Linked DNA regions of Homo sapiens: regions 2, 3, 4 and 5 are each linked to region 1. A link is a contact called in ENCODE Hi-C data. All regions are on one chromosome and are shown on one strand. Each heading gives the region's core, a stretch centred on a gene start or an enhancer-like site at or near the end of the contact. The rest is flanking DNA. Distances are from core to core; before and after follow the strand shown. Region 1 holds the start of PTTG1IP (PTTG1 interacting protein). Region 2 overlaps PCBP3 (poly(rC) binding protein 3). Region 3 holds the start of NDUFV3 (NADH:ubiquinone oxidoreductase subunit V3). Region 4 holds the start of PKNOX1 (PBX/knotted 1 homeobox 1). Region 5 holds the start of PDXK (pyridoxal kinase).

Evidence for each region. Hi-C counts contacts between places; a loop is a spot of excess contacts on that map. Pooled maps may share reads with other maps.
Region 2: a loop to region 1 is called in a map of transverse colon, with 9 times the contacts of the local background. The contact joins the enhancer-like site here to the promoter of PTTG1IP in region 1. A Hi-C loop is called at or near these places in 2 of 168 maps with a recorded cell type or tissue (naive thymus-derived CD4-positive, alpha-beta T cell and transverse colon) and 6 of 50 pooled maps.
Region 3: a pooled map shows a loop between it and region 1 (13-fold over the local background). The contact joins the promoter of NDUFV3 here to the promoter of PTTG1IP in region 1. A Hi-C loop is called at or near these places in 1 of 168 maps with a recorded cell type or tissue (CD8-positive, alpha-beta T cell), 1 of 37 single-sample maps with no recorded cell type and 7 of 50 pooled maps.
Region 4: a loop to region 1 is called in a map of naive thymus-derived CD4-positive, alpha-beta T cell, with 7 times the contacts of the local background. The contact joins the promoter of PKNOX1 here to the promoter of PTTG1IP in region 1. A Hi-C loop is called at or near these places in 1 of 168 maps with a recorded cell type or tissue (naive thymus-derived CD4-positive, alpha-beta T cell), 1 of 37 single-sample maps with no recorded cell type and 11 of 50 pooled maps.
Region 5: a loop to region 1 is called in a map with no recorded cell type, with 25 times the contacts of the local background. The contact joins the promoter of PDXK here to the promoter of PTTG1IP in region 1. A Hi-C loop is called at or near these places in 3 of 37 single-sample maps with no recorded cell type and 8 of 50 pooled maps.

The regions. Positions count from the first base shown.
Region 1 is chr21:44,872,385-44,875,084 of GRCh38, reverse strand. It overlaps PTTG1IP (PTTG1 interacting protein), which reads left to right and starts at 1,395. Exons shown (of 6, transcript NM_004339.4): 1 at 1,395-1,583. The coding sequence starts at 1,469. RefSeq lists enhancers at 438-1,115, 1,273-1,773, 1,774-2,274 and a silencer at 1,032-1,681.
Region 2 is chr21:45,891,024-45,893,723 of GRCh38, reverse strand. All of the region lies in intron 5 of PCBP3 (poly(rC) binding protein 3), which reads right to left. Among named protein-coding and RNA genes, the nearest start is that of PCBP3-AS1, 56 kb to the right of the region's middle. RefSeq lists an enhancer at 856-1,577. Within about 2 kb of position 1,448, at least 4 of the 41 ENCODE cell types and tissues checked have a DNase peak (open chromatin) inside an H3K27ac peak, as active enhancers do; they include transverse colon, where a contact is called at or near this core.
Region 3 is chr21:42,891,904-42,894,603 of GRCh38, reverse strand. It overlaps NDUFV3 (NADH:ubiquinone oxidoreductase subunit V3), which reads right to left and starts at 1,295. Exons shown (of 4, transcript NM_021075.4): 1 at 1,223-1,295. The coding sequence starts at 1,270. It also overlaps a transcript of WDR4 not described here. RefSeq lists silencers at 919-1,168, 1,509-1,808.
Region 4 is chr21:42,973,149-42,975,848 of GRCh38, reverse strand. It overlaps PKNOX1 (PBX/knotted 1 homeobox 1), which reads right to left and starts at 1,287. Exons shown (of 11, transcript NM_004571.5): 1 at 1,185-1,287. RefSeq lists an enhancer at 1-488 and silencers at 450-649, 790-1,109, 1,240-1,629, 1,940-2,099.
Region 5 is chr21:43,717,746-43,720,445 of GRCh38, reverse strand. PDXK (pyridoxal kinase) reads right to left here and starts at 1,317. Exons shown (of 11, transcript NM_003681.5): 1 at 1,065-1,317. The coding sequence starts at 1,151. LOC124905032 (a long non-coding RNA gene) reads left to right here and starts at 1,898. Exons shown (of 2, transcript XR_007067896.1): 1 at 1,898-2,231. RefSeq lists silencers at 329-518, 676-985, 1,026-1,815 and enhancers at 1-624, 1,966-2,015.

The DNA of each region.
Region 1 (2,700 bases), core at 146-2,645:
TTCCCAGGCGGTCCGGTGAACCAAGGCCGCTCCGCGGGTGCCAGCGCTCCGAGTGCCAGAGAAGTGGCTCGGATCACAAGAGGCTGGCTTCGGAGCCATCTGCAGGCGCCCAAATCCCAACCTAAAATCACCACAGGGTCAGAATCTAATGTAAGGGGGGGTTATTCAAAGGCAGTTGGAGGCTGGCCCACCCGGAAACACCGGCTCCAGAGGAATGGAGTCCGCCCTCGGAAGCGGGGAGGGGAAGGGTGCCCTCGGGCAGGCAGAGGCGGAGGCTTTTAGCAGGACCGCGGCGTCCTTCCTACGAGGTGGGCGCAGTCCTCGCGTTTGATGGACGACGGGCAGTGCCTGCTTCAGGGAAGGGTGCGGCAGTCACGGTTTCCCGTCTTCTGGTCTAAGCAGTGCAGAAAACAGGGAAGTTCATCTACAAGGGTCATGAACTAAGAAGGCAGGAGGTTTCTGTCCCCGGCACCGGCGAATCCCGGACCCGAGAAAGGAGCTACGGGCGCACAGAAGCGGGCGGCCCCGGCTCTCGCGGGGCTTAAAGCGCGCAGTGTGTTCGGGTTCACACCTCTAAATGTATTTTTGCCATTTCTTAAGTAGCCTTAAAAATGTCCGTCACTATTTAGTCCTTTTATCAACCGAGGGGCCCGGAAGGCCGCAGCGAGGGCGTCGGCGAGAAGCCATGGAGGAGAAACGGCGCTTCTCTCGGGAGTTTAGGTGGCAGCTTCAGCAGCACACGTTTCAGCCCATTCTGGGGCCGTTTCTAGTGTGGTTAACGTACAAAAATAAACAAATCCCCTAAAAGTCCCACGCGGACATCGGCGGGAGCCCAGGGCCGGACGCCGCGGTGTGGAGCGAGGGCGCCGGCGCGGACTATGAGGGCCCACCGCGCCTCGTCCAGGGCTCACTTAAGAGCAGCGTGAGCAGCGCTTGGGACCGCCGTCCGGGACGCCCGCAGCCCTTTAGGATGGAGGCCACCGTGACCTCCGCCACCGAAGCACCGCGCTCCCCTAGTCCCCTCAGCCGGTCGCCGTTCCCCGCCGCGCAGGCGCAGGAGCCGCGGCGAGCCCCTCGGTCACGCCTCGCCCCTCGGTCACGCCTCGCCCCTCGGTCACGCCTCGCCCCTCGGTCACGCCTCGCCCCTCGGTCACGCCTCGCCCCTCGGTCACGCCTCGCCCATCCGCGCCGCGCAGGCGCACTGAGCCTCAGCCGCTCTCCTCGCTACCAGGCTCCTTTCCTCTATCGCGCAGGCGCACTGAACCTCAGCCGCGCCGGGAGGCGAGCCCGTTGGCGAGGGGCGGGGCAGATGGCGAGGGAGCGGGGCGAGCTGCTTTTTGAGGCTGCGCACTCGCATGGCCCCACCTCGCAGGTCCACTTCCGGCGCCGCGGCTGTTCCGGGCGGAGACCGCTTGTGCTGGAGTCGGAGTTGTAACGCTCCACTGACTGATAGAGCGACCGGCCGACCATGGCGCCCGGAGTGGCCCGCGGGCCGACGCCGTACTGGAGGTTGCGCCTCGGTGGCGCCGCGCTGCTCCTGCTGCTCATCCCGGTGGCCGCCGCGCAGGAGCCTCCCGGAGCTGGTGAGGGCGCCGGGGCGGGCGGGGCCGCGAAGGGGGCGGGGCGGCTGGTGGGTCCAGGTCGGGGTCGGGGTCGGGGTTTCGGCCAGGGCGCTGGGCTCGGCGGGCGGCCTGGGCCCACGGTCGCAGGCAGCGCCCCGACGGAGGCTCCTCGAGGGTCACGCCCGTTTGGCGGCCGCGGGAGCTGCCGTCGCGGCTGGGGCGCGGGCAGGGGAAGAGCCGTCTTTGTCTTTGTCTTTGTTTTGTCCAGTCGCTGCGGCCGCTCCTCGCGCGTGGCCTCGGGTTGGCCCTCGCCCGGCAGGCGGGACGCTTGGCACCTGCGGCCTCCCTTAGCCTCACTGCGACCCCAAACAGCACTCCTCGGGTTCGATCCCGAGCCGGGAAGCCGGCTCACGACGTGTTCGAGGTCGCACAGCTGGTCGGGGGCAGGCCGGGATGGCGGCCGCAGGCCCCTGCAGGGTGATGGGGCCGCGGCCGGTGTGTCTCTACAGCCGCCGGCGTTCACGCCGCCACTCCCTCCCGGCCGCAGTTCCACGCACAGCAGCGAACGCTCGCACTTATGCCTTAGAAAGGAAGGCGTCCCCAAAGCCAGGCTGTAGCATCTGATTTTGAAGCAAGCTGATTGCGGTTCTACGCTGTCCAGACGCGCAGGTGGCATTCTTCATCGTTTATCCCGTCTGCACCAGGCCCTGCGGCCACAGTGGTGACCGACAGCCAGAGCTCCTATCCAAGAGGAGCTGAGTCCCCGGGAGGCTGACCAAGAAAGAAGCAGTGAGGGCGCGGGGGCTGGGGGAGGAAAGTGCATGACAGGAGACTCAGAGTTCCAGAAACCGGCAGTGTTTATAGAGGGTGGCTTCCTGTGGGGCTGGGCCTCCAGGGCCTGGTGGGCTGCGGGAAAATCCAGCAGGTTCTAAGCTGGAGAGTGTCATGGTTGGACCTGTTTCACAATGTCATGCTGGCTTCCGTGTGTGGAGTTTCCAGGTGACCACTAGTGGTGGGGAATAGTGCCACCTTAACTTCAGTTTCCTGACCCTTACAATTAGGGTTGACCTGGGCCCAGCTTGAGGGGCTAATACTTTTCTCAGCTCTTGTTAGCCCAGGCTCTGTCAGTGTCTGTTTA
Region 2 (2,700 bases), core at 199-2,698, 1.0 Mb before region 1:
TCCCGTCCAGTGCTGGAGATTTAGCACATTTTAGCCCATGCAATGGGACAGGGAGAAGGGACAGGCACAGTCATCCGTGAGGGCCTGGGTCCCCACCCACCTCATCCCCACCCCCCGTCTGCACCCGGGGCCCTCACCTGCCTCCCCACTGTCTGCACTTGCCCAGGGGGTCTGTGGACCACCATCTGCAGATGTGCCTCAGGCCAGAACACACTCTGCACCCCAGCTCCCAGGGGATGCAGCCTACAGCTGTGGCCACGGGGATTTCAGACACCCACATCTGACATATGTGACCAGCACGACTCCTGACCCACCCCATCCCATGCATTAACAAGCCCAGCAGCCCCACCCACCATGTGAGGCACAATCTGAGCTTTTCTGCATCCTCTTCCACCCCCACTGCCCCCAGCTCCTGCCCCACCCTCCAGCCCCTGCTGTGACAGGTGCCAGGGATGCCTCCAACCAGCAACACAGAGCCCCCTCCCTCCTCCCCACTCCCTCCCTGCTCAAGACAACTCTCCACATCCCATTCTCTCAGAGTTTAGTCTAAGGCCTCATCCATCACCCCACAACTGCCATAGGCCCTGAGGGTAAAAGCCCCCGGCACTTCTCCTCCCTAGAGACTCCCCTCTCTGCCCGGGCCTAGAACACCCTCCTTCCTGCACTCAGTCCTCGCTCCATCATGGTCCCTCCTCATGGGGCTTCCCTGTTATTATCGGCTCCCCTCTCCAGGACTCCCTCCCCTCTCCAGCACTCCCTCCCCTCCCCAGGACTCCCTCCCCTCTCCAGAGTTCCCTGCGCTGATTTCCAGCTCACACAGTGGCCCTGACGCACAGCCATGGAAGTAGAGAGGGTCCTGGCACCCACAGTGGAGACGGTCACTAAGATGGGGAGACCCAGGTGGATGGAGTGAAGGTGCCCTGAGGACACACAGGTTGAAGGGAGCTGAGCTTGGGGCCTGGGGGTGGGGACAGTCCATGCATAGACCTGGGGTGCAGATCTCCTCACGGAGGACACAGGGCCAGTGCTGGGAGCCCAATTTAGCCACAGCCTTGGGGTCAGCCCTGGCAGTGCCAGCCTCAGCTGCAGAGACTCATCCAAGGCCCTGTGGGTTGGCTGGACCTGCCGCACAGACCATGCCTGCTTCCCCTCCTCCCAGGTGTGAACATGAACACGGTCTGGTACATGAAGCCCCGCGAGAGACGGGACTGCGCCCTCCACGCCCCGTGAGAGACGGGACCGCCCCCCCCCCCACGCCCCGTCAGAGACGGGACTGCGCCCCTCACGTGCACTTGCAGCTCCCCTTTCTCAGGCCAGGGACTAATGCACTCTGTTTCCTTGTTCTGCACGATGACTGGAGGGAATTAACCAATGCCAGGGGCAGAAACCTCCTGCCTTCTTAGTTCATGACCCTTGTAGAGGAACTTCCCCTTTGTCCTGATAAGCAAGGACCAGAAGACAGGAAACGGTGACTGCCGCACCCTCTGACAGGTTAAATGCACCCTTCCCTGAAGCAGGCACTGCCCGTCGTCCATCAAACGCTGTGACAGCGCCCACCTCGTAGGAAGGACGCCGCGGTCCTGCTAAAAGCCTCCGCCTCTGCCTGCCCGAGGGCACCCTTCCCCTCCCTACTCCCGAGGGTGGACTCCATTTCTCTGGAGCTGGTGTTTCTGGGTGGGCCAGCCTCCAGCTGCCTTTGAATAAACCCCCCTTACATTAGATTCTGACCCTGTGGTGATTTTAGGCCGGTGGTGCTCTGTGGAAGGCAGGCTGTGTGGACGTCCTGACTCAGGGGCTGCTCCCACTGGGTGACAGGCACAGGGCAATTGAGACAGCCCAGGAGGCTGAGGTCAAAGGGGCGCAGAGGCCCCGGGGCTGTGCAGGAGAAGGGGCCGGGCCAGGGGAGGAGGCGCTCAGAGAGAGCTCTGATGGCCCCGTGCAGTGGCACAGACCGACTCACCGTTTAACCTTGCGTGTGTAATGTGGTGTCATGGCCTTTTAAAGGTATCATTGATGGTTAATAGGCTGCACATACTTCAAGTCTACAGTGTGACAATCTTGCCCGTGTATACCCCTGGGGTGTCCCACAGTGGCTCACAGGAACCTGCAGTCCTTGGTCCCCTGTGGTCCGTGCTCCCACTCCACCCGCCACTGCCCGCCGACAGGTGCCCACTTGCGGTCACTATAGACTCCTGGACTTTCAGAAGTCGACACAAAGGGAATCATGTCGTAAGTATTCTTTTGTGTCTGGCTTCTCTTAGTATTTATAGAAGATGTATCCACGCTGCTGAGCATATAAACAGTTCTTTTCTGTTTAGAATTCCACCGTGGGAAAAAACCACCACTGGCTCTTCCACTCAACCAGTGAAGAACATTCGAGCTGTATGCAAGGCGGGATACACGAGTAAAGCTGCTTTAGACATTTGTGCACAGTTCTTCTCATGGAAGCACTTCCATTTCCTGCAGGTACCACCTAGGAGCACAACGGTTGGATCCTGCGGAAGCAGCACGTGGAACTTCCTAAGAAACTGTTCAAGACTGCGGCACGGCGGTTCCACTATCTACATTCCCCTCAGCAGTGCACAGAGTTCCAGGTTCTATTATCTACATTCCCTTCAGCAGTAAACAAAGTTCCAGGTTCTATTATCTACATTCCCCTCAGCAATGCAGAGTTCCTGGTTCTATTATCTACATTCCCCT
Region 3 (2,700 bases), core at 46-2,545, 2.0 Mb after region 1:
CTGGGCCTGGGCAACAGAGTGAGGCTCTGTCTCAAAAAAAAATATATATATATTATATATTATATTATGATATATATTATATATAATATATAAATATATATTATATATTATATAAATATATAAATATATAATATATATTTATATAAACATATTATATATATTATATAATATATATTTATATAATATATTATATATTATATAAATATATAATATATATTTACATATTATATAAATATATATATAATATATATTTATATATAATATATATAATATGTATTTATATATATATATACACACACGCATATATATTCTGCAGGGAATAGTTACTGCTTTTGTAATAACAGCCATTTTAAAATTTGTAAGAGAGTGAAGTGGTCTTAGCCTTATTTTATTTATTTATTTATTCTGTCCCCCAGGCTGGAGTGCAGTGGTATGATCTCGGCTCACTGCAACCTCCGCGTCCCGGGTTCATGGGATCCTCCCACCTCAGCCTCCCGAGTAGCTGGGATTACAGGAATGCACCACCACGCCAGACTAATTTTTTGTATTTTTTAGAGACGGGGTTTCGACATGTTGGCCAGGCTAGTCTCGAACTCCTGAACTCAAGCGATCCGCCTGGCTCGGCCTTCCAAAGTACTGGGATTACAGGCAAAATCCCAAAGTGTCCGCGCCCGGCCTTGGCCTTAGCTTTTTATTTGCCGAAAAGAAAGCCCTTCTTCTCCTTTTCACAGGTCAGGTCATGTCAGCTGGCTTCTCAACGGCTGTCAGTAAGTTACCAAGTTAACCAGGTCCCTGAAAGTTCCCTCATTTCCTCTCTTGGCTAAATGGAGAAGTCACTGTCCTTCAGAGAAGCCGTGCGGGAGCCGCACAGCGGCTGACCCCAGCCGCGCGGCAGCATCACCTGGGAACGTCCACCCGAGTCTGCCGCCCAGGCATGCAGCCCTCGGGAGCGCCCGTCGGCACGGGGCACGCCAGCCTCGGCCTGGGCCTCGGGCAGCGGCGGCGGCGGACCGGCTCGGGGGAACCGCGGGACGCTCGCTGGCCACATCCGGGCCTGGCCCCGTGGCGGTCAGTCCTGGGCCCAGGGAGCGGGGTCAGCGGCCCAACTAGGACGGCTAGAGGTCGCGGACAGGCCCGGACCTGACCAGCACCGCGCCCCCTCACCCCATCCCCTACGTAGGCTCGGGGCCGCGCAGCCAGCCCAGGCTGGCTCCTCCTTTACCTTCAGCGCCCCGGCTCGTCCTTGCCGCAGCAAACACGGGGCAGCCATGGCGGTGACAGCGGGCGCACCAAGCAGGGCCACAGCAGCTGCGCGCGCACCCGCGCCTGAACAGCCGCCCCTTGGGCCGACTGCGCCAATTACAGGCCAGCTGGGGGCGGAGCAGAGGCCGTGGGTCTGCGCGCGCATCCCCAGTAGGGCTAAGTGCCTCCCTTGGGGCCACGCCCCGGATCGGGACCACCAATCACAGGCAGCAGCGTGAGGGACACGTCACCGGCTGGTGCCGATCCCTGTGCCCTGCGGGCGCCTGGGCGCTGTGGCGGGGGCGCGGCGGAGACCTGCGGGGGCTGCTGGGCACCCCTCTCAGGCGTCTGCGCTGGGCCGGCTTGCATGTCCACCCGAACGCTTCGCACTTCTTTGCCCTTGTCCTCGCAGCCTTAAATCTGCGACCTTCCCTGGGGGCACAGTCTGGTCCTACTTGATTGATAGTTCTGTGTTTTGAGAGGTTTTAAAGCTCTTCAGCTCGGGACCTCGGCGCCCACACCACGCGCCCAGCTCCCTCACCCTCTGTCGGCAACGCGGCCACCACTGCTCACTGCCCCTCCTGCATGGCCCCTGCCAACGCTAATACCAGAGTTAGGCCGATTGGAAATGGAAGCTTTGTTTCACCTAAATGTTTATTTAGCAAAGAGTTCGTCCCCAACGTTAGTCGTAATTGTGGAGTCGGTGTAATTAGTTATTAGCTTCTTTCTCTGCCTCTTCTCTGCCTTCCGCCGCGTGCCCAGAGCCCCATTCGCATTTCATCGGAGATGGACGTGCCACCTTCAGCTTCCACAGGGGAAGAGGCCCTGCCACAGTCATTTAAATGGATTGTGTAGGGATTCCTGACACAGCTAGCGATTCATTGAGGTGGCAAGATAAACTGGCGGAATGAGGCCTTTATCAAAGGCCTTTATCAAAGAGGAGTCTGCTATCAAGTAAATGCAAGGGCATCTGCCACCATCCACCCTGGGAGGCAAAAAGAATAACCTTAGATCTTAGGATAATCATGAGAAGGGATCCTTTGTCCCTAAAGGGAGAAAAAAAAATGCCAAAAGATTTTTTTTTTGTTTAAATTTTTTTTTTTTTTTTGAGACGGAGTCTTGCTCTGTAGCCCAGGCTGGCGTGCAGTGGCGCCATCTTGGCTCATTGCAAGCTCCGCCTCCCGGGTTCACGCCATTCTCTTGCCTCAGCCTCCCGAGTAGCTGGGACTACAGGCACCCGCCACCACGCCCGGCTAAATTTTTGTAATTTTTAGTAGAGACAGGGTTTCACCGTGTTAGCCAGGATGGTCTCCATCTCCTGACCTCGTGATCCACCCGTCTCGGCCTCCCAAAGCCCTGGGATTACAGGTGTGAGCCACTGTGCCTGGCCTAAATTTTTTTTTTTGAGACAGAGTCTTGCTCTGTTGCCCAGGCTGGAGTACAGTGGCACAATCTAGG
Region 4 (2,700 bases), core at 38-2,537, 1.9 Mb after region 1:
CTGAAGAGGAACCACTTCCTAAGGAAAAATCATCTACTGTTTTAAAAAGCAAACTCTCGTAGAGTTGGAAGAGAACCCCACACACAGGTGGAACACCCCCCAGGGCTGCGGCCCCGCCGTGGCGCTCAGCCTGGCCTGCCCTGGGCCCGACCTCAGGACGCCGCCATTCCCGGACCCTCGGGCCTCCCGTCAGGAATCCGCCATCGGAACGGAGGCCCTAACTGGTCCCGTCGCAGAGCCACTGTCCAAATAAGGCATTTCGAGAGCCACGAGGATGACATAAAGCAGACTCCGCGTTTCTTCATTTTTCGTTAAGTGACACGATTTCCCTCACAAGGAAGGTGCAAACCCACAGGGCGCCCAGACCCTGCCCGGCACTTCCTGTCATCCATTACCACGACCCGTGTGACAGAAGCGGCTCTTCCCACCAATTCCCGGGACGCCGGAACCGCTTCCCCAGCACCCGGCCCCAAACACTGCCGTCAGCGAGCGGCCCTGGGCTGCTCCCGCGCCGGCGCCCGGCTGAGGGCCACGAGCCCCATCACGCCCACCGCCCCCAGGACCCCGACCCACCCGCTCGCCACGGCCGAGGCCGGGGCCGGGGTCGCGGCCGCCATCTTCCCGCCTGCGCCGCCGCGCGCCCCGCACCCTCCGAGCAGCCCCGCCGGCCCTGAGGACTCCGCGAGGCCGCGGACCCGACCGGCCCCACGCGCGCCGCCCGCCCCGGCCCCGCCCCGCCGCGCGCCCCCGACCCTCACGCCCGCCGCCCCGCCCGCGCCGGGCTCCGCGCGCCCCCGCCCCGCGCCGGGGCGCGCGCCGCACTCCGAAAGGGACGGTTAGGAGCGCGCGCTTCGATCAGGCCCAGCGCGGCGGCGGCGGCGCCTTCCAGAAATTTCCGCGTCCCTCAACCCACACTAAGAAACCAACTGGGCGCGCCCCCGCGCCGGTTGGGCTGAAGGCGCCCCCTCCCCCGCGGGTGCCCGCTCCCCTCCCCCACCCGCGCCCCCTCCCCGCCCCCTGCCCCGGGCGGCGGGTCAAATGCGGGCCCTCGAGGGCAGCGCCGGCCCTCCAGACCCGGGCGGCAGCGGCGGCGGCGGGCGGCGGCCGCGGGCCGGTGTGATTGATAGGGACGGCGGCGGCGAGAGCGGCGGCGGCGGCGGCGGAGCGGTTGAGTGACAGCTTACCTGGGTGCCAATCTTCATCACACTGACAAGCGGCTGCAGCAATCGGGACCCGCAGTGCCGCGCCCGCGTCCAACCGTCACGCCGACGCTGGGCCACGCGACACAGCCTCGCTCAATGGGAGGAGGGCGACGCCGACGCGCGCCGCATCAATATTCAGAGAGGGGGCGGGGCCTGCCGGAGACGGGCCCCGCCCCTCCCTGCGCGGCGGCGGGCGCGGGGCGGGGCCTGATCGCTGGGGGAGGAGAGCGAGGGCGGGAACCGGGCGGTGGCCGGCCCCGCCTCCAGCCCCGCCCGCACCCGGAGCTAGGCCGTGCCCCCAACCGGCCGCGCCCGAGCGCGAGGAGCTGTCTGCCCCGCCCCGAAGGCAGAGCCTCCCGCCTTATGACTATGCAGTAGGGGCGTGGCCTCAGCGCACGTCTTGCCCCCTCCGCGCCCTCGGTTGCCGCCCAGGAGAGGTGTGTGTAGCCGGGCGAAACCATTTGCCTCGAGCAGGCGGGGAGGGAGGGCTGTACCATCCGTAACCCCACCGCCGGGCGTCCCGTAGCCGAAGGCCTCCGTTCTGTGTGTGCCCGGTTTGAATGTAAGCCCGTGGGAGCCTCGCAGCCTTCCTCCCCAGGCTCTGGAGCCCGGGTGGGCCCGTCCTGGGCGGCACAGTGGATGCTCACGTGCCTCCCCCCCTGCGGCAGCGCGAGTGCTTAGCACCTGAGGCTTTACCCTGGGGGCTGTCTTCCCTCTGTGAGGACCCCAGCAAGGACTCATGATGTCCACAGGTGCTTAGGGGTGGCCTCTGGGCTACTTGGCCTCGCTTGACCACACCTTCCGGCCCAGGTGAGCCTTGCGGGTCTAGGTGACCAATGCGGCCTCCAGGTAAAGGGCACCTGCCTTAGGGGACGCCCACAAGTGTCTGCATTTCAAACTGCTTTGAAAGACCACCCTAACCGACCACTGCCACAATGTACCCACAAGTGCAGATGGTGGCTTTGGTCTCCAAGATGTAAGGAAAGGGCGACACATTCCCCACTGCGTAGGAAAGCACACGGTTTGCCTGACTGGCCTTCAATACTGCAGAAACATCCATTTATGCAGTGGCCCACCGAAGGCCATCAGTGCCTTGAGTCCATACACAGCGCGGGAAGGGCAGCTCTGTGGGCCCCCACTCCTCCCGGAAGGCAGACAGGCCCAGGACTGGAGCTGATTGCTAGAGGGAGCCTGGGGGTAGGTCTAGGCATGAACAGCTCGGAGGACATCCCTCCTGTGTCTTCAGAGCTCCACACCGCCAGGAGGTCTTGGCCAAGTGCTGTGCAGCTGCAGAGCCGCCTCTTTCAGAAAGATGGGAAGCAGCAGGGTGGGCAAGAGGGAGGCCCTGAGATACTTGCCCAAGGAGGGAAGTTCAAGGGGACAAAAAAAGCTCAGTATTCAAGACTGAGCATAATCTGCAGAGCCTAGTGCAAGATCCAGATGCAAGTGTCAATAGGTGTTGGAACAGAGAGACTCCACATGGGCTGGGTAAACTGAA
Region 5 (2,700 bases), core at 68-2,567, 1.2 Mb after region 1:
GGTCAGCCCTCAAATTCCACTGAAGCTCTGCTCCCCTCTTCCTGTCCTCCTCCCAGGCCAGCCCGCACCGCAGGCCCCGCCGTGCCCAGGTGGCCCTTCTTTACATCCCGTGGGGCCCAGCACAGGGACCAGGCATACCTGCTCCCGTCCCCAGTGACCAGGCCGCAGGTGGGCAGCACAGGAGAGCACGACCCGGCAGGGCACCCCCAGCCCTCCTGCTGACTCGACAAGGCCAGGAAGTGCCCGTCGTCCTGGTTCTGCCTCGGCCCTGCGTGACACCCACGCCACTGCACCCAGGCCTCTCCTACCCCTCCACGGGCCACTTAGCTGCAACCAGGAGGCCGTGGGCCAACGCGTTTTAAAAGCTGGCTCCCTAAAGCCAATCCGCACAGTCCCGAACTGCTCTCTGGGGCTTCTCCTCGTCAGAGCAAACACCTGCAGGGATGCCGCTCTGCTAGAGGGTGCAGAGCAGCCCCTGCCCCACCCTCTTCCCTTCGGCCACCTCCTGGCGTGGTCAGGCCGAGGGGAATCCACCCTCGTGGGCACCGTGACCTCACTCGGCGTCTTCTTCCTGACTTCCCCACGCACAGGGGCCCAGGAGGTGAGCGCGCGAGCGTCTCGAGCTCCACGGCCGCTTCTGCGTTCCAGCGGGGCAAGGTCCCGGCTCGCGTGACTGCTCCGGGACTCCTCGGGGCTCTGCGACATTTCCTCGCCTCCGGGAGCCGCACCGCCCGCCCGCCCCCGCGGCAGTTGGCCCGGTCGGCGGGAAGGGGCGAGGACGAGCGGCTGCGCCATAGCTGGTGCACAGGGCTCCCTCCTACCCGCGTACCCCGACGCCGGACCCGTCCCACCCGCAGGGGCCCGCAGAGCGCTCAGCCCTCCGCTTCCGCCCCCGCAAGCCAAGCAGAGCGGGAGGCTCATCCCGCGCCTGCCTCCAGGGCGCCCGCGCCAGGCTCTGCCCGCAGCTCCCGAGCCTCCCTCGGGGAACTGAGGCTCGTCTCGGGCAGCCCCGCCAAGGTCACGGGCTCGGGTTACGTAAGCCCGGGCTGCGGGCGGATGCGTACCTGCAGCGGGAACGTGGCCGCCCGGTTGCCCACGTAGCCGCGGATGACGTGGCTCTGTATGGAGAGCACCCGGCACTCCTCCTCCATGCCGGGCCTGGCCGCGGCGGCGCGGGGCCGAGGCGGGGGCACGGTCTCCGCCGCTCGCTCGGGCTCCGGCTCGGCTCGGGCTCGGGCTCCGGCCCCGGCTCCCCTCGGCTGCGACTCTGGCTCTGGCGCGCGGCGGACCCGATCAGCGCAGACGCCTCCTTCTGACCTCAGCGGGCGGCTCCGAACCCGCGAGTTCCGCGCGGCGCCGGGGGCTGGCCGGGGGCGGACCGGGGCGGGGACAGCCACGCAGGCCCCGCCCCCGGGCTGGGAGGAAGCGAAACCGGACCCTGGCCGCGCGGCCGCGCCAGGTGGCCCCCGCCACTCTGCCGCCCGAAACGCTGGGTTTGCACTTTCATTCCGCCTGGAGAGGGCTCTGCAGCGCCGTTCATTCGTTCGTTCATTCATTCATTCAACCATTGTGCTCCGCCTCAGCCCTGCGCCCCGCGCCCCGCGCCCCGCGCCCCGCCGCACGCAGGGGAGACTCGGGGGCCCGGGCTCCACGCCCCTGACCTCCGGGCGCGACACTCTCGCAACGCGGATGGCCACGAGAGTGCGCGCGGGCGTGGGAATAGTGCGGAGGCGCGAAAGTGACCCCGGACCCCGGATACCCAAGGGAACCGCGCTCTCAACTGCCTGCAGGGCCCGGAGCCCGCATCCGATCCGCGTCCCTTCCCAGGGGCCGCGCGGGAGCTGACAGACACGGGGCCGGGGGGACCCAGTCAACTCCGCACCGGCCTGGGGCGGCGGGCTTCTCTGGGGGCGCCCCAGACCCTTGCGGACCCTGAGTGCCCACTCTGGTGGCGCGGCCTGCAGAGGCCCCCAGCCGATGGCCACATGCCCGGCCGTCCATCCACAGGTGCCTGGGTCTGGGCCGCGTGTCCGATCCCACCCCAACCAGGTCTTCCTGTGGAGGGCCTGCCTTCGAGGACGAACCTGACCCCCTGGGGGACCCCACAGCCTTCACTTCCCACCCCTACGCTCTCCACAGCTGACGCACTCCCTGCGGCTTCCCTGCACCACCCCGGGGAACGGAGGCCTTTGGGTTCCAGACTTGCAGACATGGTGATTTGGGGCCCTGGGGTCAGTATCACCAGACTAAAGTCTTGGTGACCTAACACAGCGCACCTAGGGCTCTGTAGCTTGGTGAGACCCAATGCCCGACCAGGCGGGTGCTGAGGACTGAGGGAGGAAGACATTACTTAGAGATCTAGGCTTTTAAAAGAAAGTACTTCATAATTAGTCATAATTGTCCATTAATAATAGCTAACATTGGCCGGGCGCGGTGGCTCACGCCTATAATCCCAGCACTTTGGGAGGCTGAGTTGAGCGGATCAAGAGGTCAGGAGTTCAAGACCAGTCTGGCCAACATAATGAAACCCCATCTCTACTAAAAATACAAAAATTTAGCTGGGTGTGGTGGTGTGCACCTGTAATCCCAGCTACTTGGGAGGCTGAGGCAGGAGAATTGCATGAACCCAGGAGGTGGAGGTTGCAGTGAGCCAAGATCGCGCCATTGCCCTCCAGCCCGGGTGACAGTGAGAGACTCTGT